Regions from separate parts of the Mus musculus genome. Here region 2 is linked to region 1. The links are chromatin contacts, found by Hi-C or POLR2A ChIA-PET in ENCODE. All regions are on one chromosome and are shown on one strand. Each heading gives the region's core, a stretch centred on a gene start or an enhancer-like site at or near the end of the contact. The rest is flanking DNA. Distances are from core to core; before and after follow the strand shown. Region 1 holds the start of Elk1 (ELK1, member of ETS oncogene family). Region 2 holds the start of Cdk16 (cyclin-dependent kinase 16).

Region 1 (5,968 bases), core at 1,380-3,879:
ATTCCAAGCACCTACTGTACAGAGGTATATTTTTACATGAAGGGCAGATAAAGCCTGTAAGTTCCCATAGGATGTTTATTCTGAGGAGGATAGACAGATATCTATTTATATAAGCTATATAGCATGTCTAACCATGACAGAGTATAAAGGGCCAAAGCAAGCAGGAAAGAGATCTGAACCCTGCTCGGTATACAAAATCAGATAGTCAAAGAGAGGTGGGTGTTGACTACTTTGATACAAAAAATGATATTTGAAACCTTTTTATGTATATACCTTTATACATTATATCCCAAGCACCAGTGTGACAAATACATGTTTTACTAAAATTACACTACCCAAGATGCAAAGACATGAAAGCACTCTCTGAAACATCTTTTCTATTTGTGCCTTTTCATATCACCAACATCACATTTCCTTTACGCTCATTTTATTCACAAATCAAATGACATTCTTACAAATATCTTTAGTGTGTTCCCTGCACAGGGTAGTGAAAAAATTCCTTTGGGTATGGCAAGTGTACAGTACCTTGAAAGTTACCATACAGAGATGTGGGAGTAGTGTTAATGGAGAAAGAAGAGCTAATGCAAAGGCCCTGAGGCTGGCCTGTACCGGCTGTTTTTGAGAAGCAGTGAGGTTAGCATGGCTATAGCATGGATCTGAAATGTGGAGATGAAAGAGATAAGGTCAGTGAGGTGACTTGTTTAACCCACACATTTTTTTCACACTGGAAAGGCTATAGTTCTGACTCCCCCATTTTAGCCCAGTACAGGAAGAAAGTAGTTAAGTCATTCATGTAAAGTCACACCACTGCTAGGACTTGAGCTGATGGGTCCTGAGAACAGAGTAGAATGGAGACAGCTCTGTTGTCAGAAAGAACAGCAGAAACAAAAGCTGGGTGATTGAAACTAATTTGGCTGTTAAGGAATGTGCCCTCATATGGGATGCAATGAGGTGAGAGAGGGGCATGTCAAAAGTGTTCCCCTATCTAAGTAGTTATTGGGCCATCTGTGAACCCACATGCCCTAGTTTTCTCAGTTATCTGTCTCACAGGGCTATGATGAAGACTGGAGACTATAAGCAAGCTGGAGACTATAGAATACTGCCTGGTACACAGCAAGTGTAAAGTATAAAGTTAGATCCGACTGTCATTAGCAATAGTACCACTACTATAGTTGAGAACTATAGCAAAGTAAAATGCCTAGTGGCTAAGAGTGTTTATGAGGGCTGGGCAGTGGTGGCACACGCCTTTAATCCCAGCGCTTGGGTGGCAGAGGCAGGCGGATTTCTGAGTTCGAGGCCAGCTTGGTCTACAGAGTGAGTTCCAGGACAGCCAGGGCTATACAGAGAAACCCTGTCTTGAAAAAAAAACAAAAAACAAAAACAAAACAAAAAACAAACAAACAAAAAGAGAGTTTATGAGGAACATGGCATATATTAAAAGTCCCTGGGTTTTACAAGTACACAGGACTTCCTAGGAGATGGGGGCAGAGAAGACTGACCCAATACATAGGAGGAGGAGGAGGGAAATAAAGTACAAAGCCTATCTATCCCCTTTGGGGAGGGATTGCAAGCTCTGAGGATTTGAGAGACTGTAAACACTGGGGTGGCAGAAGGCTTCTGAACAGACTCATTCATTACAAAAGTGAGATGTGGTTTAAGCTGATACCTATACAACCGCAGAGAAGAAAAGCCATCACATAATAATTAATTAAAGTGAAGGATAGGACAAGGCCATAGACTGGGCTGTTGAAAATGAAAATAAAAATTGCAAAGCACCAAACTGACCCACTGTTAAAAGGAAGCAGCTCAAAGACTGGAGTCTACAAATAAGGGAGAAAAGTTAGGGCGGTGATAACTAGAGGAATATGAATGCAAGCATGCAAACTAATTCACAGTAAGATGGGGGCAATGGGAGGAGGTGGATAAAGTCATGGGCTTATGCACTGGGGACTCAAGGGGGGCAATAATGTAAACTTAGGTGGACTCACTGTTGAACAAACAATGGGGTGTCTTAAGTGGGAACAGTGCCACAGATTGATTCACTACAATAAACATGAGGGGTTCAGTAAACAAAGCCACAGAAGGTTCCCCTTAAATTTGAGGCTAGGGGAAATGGAAACACTTTAGACACAGCTACGACTAAAGGGGGACTGGACAATGCAACAGACTGGTTTCCAATAAGTGGGGGTTGGGGAGGGCAAGACCACGGACGAGTCCATTAAGTTGGGGTGGGGAAAATCATAAGCTCACAGACAGATCCATTATACAGACAGCAGGATGTTAGCCCACGTTCAGATCTACTATAAAGGGCAAAAGGAGCAGGCAATGCACACACAGGGGCAATCAGTTGATGGTAGTGGAGCCAAATACCAGCAGGCTGGGCCAAACCACATCCCTTGCGCGGGGGTGAGGATACGTGGGGTCATGGACAGGGTCCTCCACCTTGTGGGCCTGGGCTCACCTGCGAGTGGCGCGGCGGTGGCAGTGGCAGCTCCGGGGGGCGGGGGCTCCATACGAGGCCCCACCGCCCCCCAGGCCCCGGTTCCAAGGCGGCGGCGGTGGTGGCGGCGACAGCAGAAGCAGCAACCAGAAGCCGCCCCTGCGTTTCCCCACCGCTCACGTGGGCTCTCATGGGAGGAGCCAAGCGTCCTCCTGCTTGCTGATTGGACAAAATGCCAAGGATCCTAAGCACAGGGGCCTGGGTGGTGGAGGAATACTAACAGAGCTGTAACACAATTGGCTTAAAAGGGATTGATGGACTGCGGGTGGCCAACTGAATCTATAGAGGTGTTGGGCGGCGCTAGTGCCTCACGCCGATTGGGTCAAGGAGGACTGCCAAGTGCCAAGGTTTGAGGAGGGATGGGGAGGTCGCCCAGTTCACACCGATTGGCTTAAGTGAGATTGATGGCAGACAGACAGTCCCAGAGGATGGAGGGGTGGTGATGGGCTGTTTTCAGCTGATTGGAGGATTCTCCCAGACAGTGGCCAAAACACCAAAGTAGGTGGTGCTGTACACCATACCGTTCAGCAGAAACAGGACTTATTTAGAAAGGGCCATAGCAGCAGGGTAGGACTCAACTCTGTGGAGGGGGGTAGGGTAACGCTATGGGTAATTAGCTAGGCAAAAACTAACTTTGAATTCAGCAAAAGGTGGAGGCCGGAATGGCTGCCGGATATACAGAGGAAATGTATATGAGAGGTGGAAATTAACTGTCTACAAGGGCAGAGTCTAGCCACAGTCAGTTGTAAGGGTGGATTTAGGTTCTTAGTGATCTATGACTGGACTTAAACCTAGGGACTGTAGGGGCTGTAGCAGGGAGGGCAGGATCTCTGCATACTGTTGAAAGTAGAACTATTAGAACTACGATTTAGGGACCAAGTCAAGGGTTGGGCAGTAGTGTTATTTAGGGTACCTGGATGACCACTGGACTGTGAGAGACAATAAACCTTAAGATCTGAAGTAAAAAGCTGACGGCCATGGAAACAAATTACTTTGAACTGGAACTGTAAAAATTTGTTTCAAGTGTCTCATGTAGCCCAGGATTACCTTAAACTTAAATCCTTCTGCCTCTATCTCTTGAAGTCACAGGTGTGCCACACACCTAGCTTATGTACACAGTACTGGGGACTGAATTTTAAGTTTCATGTGTGACAGGCAAGCATGCTACCAATTGAATCTCATCTTCAGCCCATTCAGTCCATTCTTTATGGTAAGACAAAGGGCACAGATACAAATATCTAGGAAAAGGAATTGTGAGGAGCAGGGCCAAGGTTCTAAAGGCGACAAAAGAGAGTAAAGCATAAAGTCAGGAGAAAAACACAAGTTCTAGGCAAGACCTCTAGAACGTTTTAGAGGTTCTACAGAAAGGATGGGTCTTCCAGTAATTTTGGTCTCTAGGGCACTTAGTAAATTAGTGAGAATTAGGGAAAAAAGGACTATGTGATTCCAAGGCATTCAGGTGCTTTAATATTGGAGGCTGGGAAGATGCAGTCAATGGGGAGATGGCTCTGGGAAATTCTGCAGGCCTTGTAGTTCTCTAAGTCCCTGTAAAAAGAGGACAACGTATACTGAACCGAGGCAGGGTCCAGGTCCTGTCCCAGGTTTGCTCTGTTTTTCACTTCTTTGGTTTCAATTTAGAAGGAAAGATGACCCCTCCCTTCTTTGGCTTTCTCCTGTCTTCAGGTTATCACCCTAAATATATTTGAAGGGTGGAGTGAGCTGCTCTCACCTCTAGCATCATGTGGATATGGGCCTTGATATTCATGGAGTCCTTGGTGAGGCTGTCGCTGAGCCTAGAAAAAAAGGAACAAAAAAGGGCAAAATGGGCCCACTTAGGCCCCACTATGCAGAGATGTCTGGCTACCACTTGGAATTTCCCTACTTAAAGACTGAGGGAAATAGGGCCAGTGAGGTGGTTCAGCTTGCAAAGGTTGATTGCTGCCAAGCCTGAGAACTTGAGTTCAATACCCAGGACCCACACAGTGGAGGAGAAAACTGACTTCAAATAGTTGCCCTCTAACCTTCACATGTACTCATAAAAAATGTAGTAACAATTTTTAAAAAACAATTAAGGGGATGAGGGAAGTGGGTATGGGTATATTAATATGATCAAACTACGGGATACACTCGAAACCCATCACAATGACTATCTGATGATAAGAAGTAAAGATTATTGAGTGCCTTCTGTATGCCAGGGAGCTTTAAATAATAGCAGAAACAGCAGTAAATTATACAAAATTCTTTGTCTCCTGGAGCTCCTTTATTATCTATCTGTTATAGGCATGGGAAATACACCATGAATGTCGGTTCCCAGAGGTTAGAAGAAGATATCAGATTCCCTGGAGCTGTAGTTGCAGGTGGTTGTGAGCTACCTGACATGGGTGCTGGGAACTGAACTCAAGTTACTCTGAACAGCTGTGTGTACACTTAAGCACTAAGCCATTTCAAATACTAAGAGACAAAGTATACACACACACAATTATTATGATGTGTTAGATCTACCTAAGTATAAGGAACTAAATACTGAAGAAGTGGTAGGAAGAGGAGCCTTCAATTTCAAAGAATGCTCAGGTTTGGCTTCACTAAGAGCTTTCCCTTTAAGACTATATAGTACAGCCTGGCTTCTAATTCAAGATCCTCCTGTCCCGACTGCTGAGATTACAGATGTGTAACCCTACCACCTAGTGGGGGTGATGTGGAAGATAAGTGCTCCACCACAAGGAGAAACCAATATAAAGATGCTGGGGTAGGAACATGCTTGGTATGGTACAGGCACAGCCAAGAAGCCATTGTGGCTAAAGAATAAGAAGTGAAGTCAAGAGAGGTGAGGAAGGAGGCAGAGGGTGGAAAGTCTACAGTACCATGGTAAAGATCTTAGCTTTTACATTAAATAAGGTGCTAATAAGGGGAAGGTTGTGAGTGGAGGACAGATGCAAACTGATTTGAGAATAAACTTATTAGAGTTTAAAAGAATCCACCTGGCTGTTGGGCAGTGCACTGACAGGACAAGAAACCCAAATGTGAAGGCAGCAAGTCTAGTGAAGAGCATAATGCGATAGTGCAGGTAAACAATGGAGGCTCAGGTCACAGGGAAGATAGTTGAAGTAATGATAAATGACTCATTTTGGGGTGTATTTTGAAGGCAGTGCCAAAGGATTACAGTCAGGTATGAGAGAAAGGACTCTAGGAAGAGGCTAAGGCACAAAACACCCGGGAAAATGGAGCTGCTTGAAACCACCCTCGCCCTGAACTGCTGAGTTCCATAAATCAGTCAACTCCTTCTGTCCGAATCTGCTTGCATCAGGTCTCATCTAAGAGAATCTTTATGTACACAATCAGTCAAAATGAATACATTGGACCAAAAAAATACGTTCTGAAGAATAAAAAAAGAAGAATTGAAGATGGAGTGAGAGCTAAGCAGTAAAAAGGTCTTTTGCACAGAAAGACAAAGAGGCACAAAAGAGCTCT
Region 2 (5,968 bases), core at 2,159-4,658, 260 kb before region 1:
CACCTGAATTTCTTCTACTCATGACCATAACTCAGGTTCCAGGGATCTCATGGCCTCTTCTGGTCTGGACACAAGGTACAAACATGTACAGTTAGTTATACCTGCAATGCAATATATATATATGTGTGTGTGTGTGTGTTTCCTTCATGGATAAGGGAATCAGATCCCCTGAAAGAGGAGTTACAGTTGTTGAGCTGCCATGTGGGTGTTAGAAAATTGAACCTGGGTCTTCTGGAACAACAGCCAGTGTTAGTGCTCTTCACCACGGAGCCATTTCTCCACCCCTAAAATAGTTGAAAAAAGATAATCTAACATGACTAGAACAGTAGCTAGTGTTTGTCTAGCATGCACCAAGTTATGGGTTCAATCTCCTGTTCTGCATAAACTGAGCGTACTGGTACACATCTGTAATCCTAGAACTGGGGAGGTCATTGGAAGAGAATCCAGTGCTCAGGCCAGCCTGGCCTACAGAAAATCTTGTCTTGAGCCATGTTGAGTTCAAGACTCACATGCTAGAGCCAATTCTTGCAAGTTGTCCTCTGACAAGTGTGTTCATACACAAACACACAATTTTATTTATTTGGTTTTGTTTTTTTCAAGATACTGTTTCTCTGTATAGCCCTGGCTGTCCTGGAACTCTCTGTAGATCAGGCTGGCCTCGAACTCAGAAATCCGCCTGCCTCTGCCTCCCAAGTGCTGGGATTAAAGGCATGCACCACCACTGCCTGGCTAACATACAACTTTAAAAAGTATATTACATTCATTTAATTGGGGGAGAGGCATCCCATAATGTCCATATGTAGGTCTCTCCATGTGAGTCCAATCAACAGAACTTAGGCAGTTCAGTTTGGCAGCCAGGTGTCTTTACCTGCTGAGCCATTCTTCTCAGTCTTGCCATTTTTCTTTTTTAAAGACAGAATCTCTATGTAGCCCCCTGGCTGTCCTGGAGCTAGCTATGCAGGCCAGGCTAGCCTCAAGCTCACAGAACTGTCTCTGCCTCTTGAGAGTGCTGGGATTCTCTTCAGAGAGAGGGTTGCGCCACATATCTGGCCTATACATTTTTAAGTTTTTTTTAATGTGTCTCTGTGTTCACGTGTGTGTGTGTATGTGTGTGTGTGCGTGTGTGTGTGTGTTTTAGAGTATGCCATGAAGATGCTTGAGGAAACTAGAAGAGGGCATCCTCACTATGCTGCATTATTATGCTAAGGCCCTTAGTGCCACACTTTTTATACTATTGGCCAAAGTGATAACTATAGAAAGTAATACTCTGATGAGAAAAGGGGAAAATGTAAAATGAAACATTTGTGTCCATTTATGTTTATCCACTTAATGTCATGTTTTATAAAACTTCTCCTGGAAGCCGGGCGGTGGTGGCACACTCCTTTAATCCCAGCACTTGAGAGGCAGAGGCAGGCAGATTTCTGAGTTTGAAGCCAGCCTAGTCTACAGAGTGAGTTCCAGGACAGCCAGGGCTATACAGAGAAACCCTGTCTCGAAAAAACCACAACAACTAAAGAAGGAACTGGAGATACAGTGTGAACCACTTGATGTGTATGCTGAGAACCAAACTCTGGGGAGCAGCAAATGTCTGTAACCACTGAGCCATTTCTCCAGACCCAATCCCATTCATTTATTTTTTTCATTGTTTAAAAGTTGATCAATGAGCCTGGCACAAATGCAAATGGGCTGGAGATGTAGCTCAGTTGGTAGAATGCAAATAAAACCAGGTGTGTGGCACATGCCTATAACACCAGCACTTGGGTGGTGGATGCAGGAAGAATCCAGACTTCAATATCATTCTTGACTACACTGAATTCAAGATGAGACTGGGCTGCAAAAGACTGTCTGAAAACAGAACAACAAAATGTTGACCAGGTCTGGGTATTATTAGCTCAGCATGGAAGCACACACAAGGCTGGGAATAGACTTTAACAATGCAAATAAACATCAAATTTTAAAAGCCCCCCTTTCAAAAGGCATAAAGCCAAGTGGGGATTTGGAATAATGGAACTGCACCAGAAAGAAATAAGTGTAGATATGGGGCAAGTGAATTCCAGGCACAACAACAGCGAGTATGAAGTCTCAGAGACACAAATGCCTGCTATATTCAAGAACTAGGATATTCTCCTGTTGTGAGAGGAAAGGAGATTAAGTCTGTTAAATGATAGACCCGATGTCTATCCTAGCAAGGACGACTTTCATGGCTGAAGAAGTACTTGCCAATCAATGGCCCTTGCTTGAAAATCGTGACTGGGAAAGAAGGCCAACCAAAGGAAGCCCAGAAGAGGCAAGGAAATTCCTGGGGCCAGTGTAAGAAGTCTCAGGAAGTCTGCAGAACTGTTTGGGATAGATACGGGAAATCGTGTCATTTTCTACAGAGAAGAATGAGAGGTATGCCTGGCAATGTTGGCCGTGTAACAGAACCTAGTTAAGTAAGACTGTAGAGGACAAGATGAGGTAATTGAAAGGTGTAAAGAAAGCCTAATTAGAGGAGCTTGTACGCGAATATTAGAGTGAGGCAGCAAGAAGCTCCGCCCAAGCCAAAGTTCCAAACCTGCGCCTTAGTGGAGTCTGCCCCCTCTAAAAAGGCCTTTCCTTCTCAGCCTAGGTTTCACCACACCAAGAAGCTGCAGGAGAATGTGGGAATGGTTAAAGGAGGGAACCGGCTGACTGAGTGGCCTTTGGACCAATTATCTTACGGGATATTCAGCGATCTCCTGAGAAGCGCTCAGAACAAAAAGGCGAGCCCGAAAACCAATAAAAAACCGTACAGAGGAGGAGGCAAGCTGAAGAGAAAGCTAGATCATGCTTCTTCAGCTTTGCCACGCCCTTCATTCTTGCTCAGCCCTGACGCAGGGAGCAAATTTGATTGGCTGAGCGTCAGCTTTTTCAAAAGGGTGGGGCCACATACGTTTCACAGTGGGTAACAAACTAGTGGTAGAGGGTGGGTGGCAGGGCGGGGCTAGATTGTCCTAGCTAAGGTGGTAATCCAGGCCACCTCTCCTAGAAAGTCATTTCCAGCCTTTAAATTCTTGCCTCCCGAGGCACCACAAAGGACTGGAACTGCTTCGCTCACCTGTTCTTTTTCTCCTTGCAAAAGTCCCGTTTACCACCATGGGGATGTACCAAATGAGACTGTAGGGAAAGAAGGTGGTGACTGGCACGCCTGGCTACTGGCTGCTGCTCACCTCGATGCTAGTAAATTTCTAGCAAGATCAAAACTATTAACCCCTCTCTAAATCCCCCTGGCGCCGTTCCAGGGCCAACGCCACATTCCCTGCTGGGCACGCAATGGCCGCACCCCCTCCCGCTGCAGAAGGCTCTTTTGGTACACGCAGTCCGAGGTGAGTCTCCTCCTTCCTGCTTCACACCCCACCCCCAGCGTGTGCGTGCGCATGCGCGGAGCGCGGCGCGCGCGGCTGTTGGGCCGCTGGCTGGGGGGCTCTGGGATATGCTGCGTCTCCGCTAGCTGTCTGCTGTGAGTCACGAGCCGCCGTGAACACCCGGATTCCAGCGGGCGCTTGCGAGCACGGGGGCATCGCCCGCAGTGGCCAAGCTCATGGCCGGCTGAGCGGGACGCCGCCGCCGCCTCAGCCGCCGCCGCCGCCGCCGCCTCTTCCTCCTCAGCCGGCGGCGGCCCGGGCCCAGCAGCCATGGCCGAAGACTACTGGGACGGGCGCCTGCGGCGAACTGGAGGAAAAGGAGGTCGCGCGGCCTCATCCCGGGCCGCCGCCCCAGGCGCCACCGCGCCGGCCCCGCGGCTCTGAGGTTACTCGCGCGCCCCCTCCGGTGAGCGTGTCCTCGATACTTAGGGTGGGGGCTGCTCTTCCTAGAGAGCCAGCCGGACCCTAGGCAGTGCTGGAACAAGACCAAGGGGTTCTGGGCAGCTTGTCTGTCAGGTGCCCCCTCCCCCTCGAGTTTCCCAGAATGCACTGGGGGGTCATTTGGGGCCTCCCTGACCTTGGCCCCGCCCTGGGCCCCTGTCCTGGGAGCTGAGGATGGGAAGTGCTGTGGATGCTAAGTGGGAGAAGGGTGATTAAAGGACTAGCGTTATGGGAATGGATTGATACAGTGAGATTCTCGGAGTTGCTAAAGGGCTAGGAACATGTAATAAAAAGCCTTACGACTTCAGGCCCAGTGTGCTTATGGAAAGGGGTTGCAGGACCATGAGGGACGTGATGGGGTATAACAGGGTTTGAAGTAAAGACAGTTCCAAAACATTCTAGTGGAAGTTGGAGCTACAGAGAGGCCCAGTGTAAATGGAGAAAGGGTGGTAGAGGTACTACCAGAAGGTGTGCTGATAGACGCATAGTTCCGAGTGTGTGGTGATGAGGGTCAGGATAGTGTTAATACTGTGTTTATCCACGGAGTTGAGGGTGGCAGCTTCTCTGGGTCCAGGGTGTGCTCATAGAGGAGGTAATGGAGGGTCCTGGAGATGAGGGTATGTAGATGTAATAAAGGTAGGGTGAGATCAGTATATGCCAGTGAAGGCAGAGCTTTTGAAGGACCTGAGAGTGTGTGTAATGGGAGAGGATGGGGAAAGGCCTGTACTACTGGGTTTTAGGTGTGTGCGTACATGTGTACGGGAGATTGTCAGTAAAGGAAGTATAAAGAGCTTTGCACACTAAGGGTCAAGATGAGGTGTGAGTGGATGTCCATAAAGGCTTCCAGAAAGCGTGGGGGCAATACTATATATGAAGTTCTAGAGCACTGGTTCTCAACTTAGAGGTCGAATGTCAAATATCCTGCATATCAGACATTTACATGATAATTCATCACAGCAAAAGTACAGTTATGAAGTAGCAACAAAAAGAACTTTATGGTTGGGGGACACCACAACATGAGGAACTGTAGTAAAGGGTCACAGCATTGGGAAGGTTGAGAACCACTGTTGTAAAGGCTGCTGCTGTGGGGTTAGATAGATACAGACACTTAAATGTATGCACGCTATTAGGGGAAGAGCACAAAGTAAAATATGCTGATGTACATCAAAACGCCTTTTTTCTCTCCATGGGCCACTGAAGTGTGCTGATTTGAGGAGTGCTTCAGAAGTAGAGTTTTTTTGGGGGTGAGGGGTGGAGAATCTAGTGGATAATGAAAGGAACAGAGCTATGAAGGAAATCAATTGTGAACCAGAGAAATGGTGGTAGGAGTGGTTGGTTGAAGCAGGGAATAGGAGTAGGTACTGGTGTGCCAAAGTGAATTGGAGTCATGAACTGAGATGTATGTTATTAGGGGTCAGGGTCAAATGGAGGAGCTGCATTCACTAATGAGAGTCAGTCTGATACAGAATAGTGCATTTCTCCCTGGAGAATAGGGCTAAGGAAGGGTTCAAGGTGTGCTGATAGAGTTAGGACTGTCAGGGTCAAGATACAATGAAGATTAATCTTGTGCTGAGGGAAGGAACTGTGCACTGGAAGTACAAGAATGTATGTTAACAGCTGGGCGTGGTGGCACACGCCTTTAATCCCAGCACTCGGGAGGCAGAGGCAGGCGGATTTCTGAGTTTGAGGCCAGCCTGGTCTACAGAGTGAGTTCCAGGACAGCCAGGGCTACACAGAGAAACCCTGTCTCGAAAAACAAAACAAAACATACAAACAAACAAAAAAAGAATGTATATTAACAGTGGTCATAACTCTGAAGGTAAGGGCTAGAGAGATGGTTCAGCTGTTAAGAGCATGTGCTGCTCTTCCAGAGGACCTGGGTTTAGATCCCTGCATGCACATCAAGAGACCCATAACTGTGAAGGGACCTAAGTGTGAACCAAACTGGTCAGGGATTGTATAAGAATCACAATGTACTGAGGATTCAGAGACGTGTGAAAGTCCAGAGAATGCTAATTTGGGTCAGCAGTAGAGCACCCTGAATGCATGTTAAGGAGGATCAGAATCCATAGGGGACACTATTATTGGGAAGGACAGTGCTAGAGAGAGGCTAACAAGCATCTAGGCTAGGAAGGGACTCAACG

What was found. Hi-C counts contacts between places; a loop is a spot of excess contacts on that map. ChIA-PET counts read pairs that join two places held with the same protein, here RNA polymerase II (POLR2A).
Region 2: a map of T-helper 17 cell shows a loop between it and region 1 (2.1-fold over the local background). The contact joins the promoter of Cdk16 here to the promoter of Elk1 in region 1. A Hi-C loop is called at or near these places in 3 of 37 maps with a recorded cell type or tissue (T-helper 17 cell and mouse embryonic stem cell). POLR2A ChIA-PET finds 5 or more read pairs at or near these places in 2 of 5 experiments (both embryonic stem cell).

Annotation. Positions count from the first base shown.
Region 1 is chrX:20,947,979-20,953,946 of GRCm38, forward strand. Elk1 (ELK1, member of ETS oncogene family) reads right to left here and starts at 2,630. Exons shown (of 6, transcript NM_007922.5): 1 at 2,462-2,630. Uxt (ubiquitously expressed prefoldin like chaperone) reads right to left here. Exons shown (of 7, transcript NM_013840.3): 6 at 4,230-4,293; 7 at 3,687-4,045. The coding sequence ends at 3,992.
Region 2 is chrX:20,685,018-20,690,985 of GRCm38, forward strand. It overlaps Cdk16 (cyclin-dependent kinase 16), which reads left to right and starts at 3,409. Exons shown (of 16, transcript NM_011049.5): 1 at 3,409-3,789.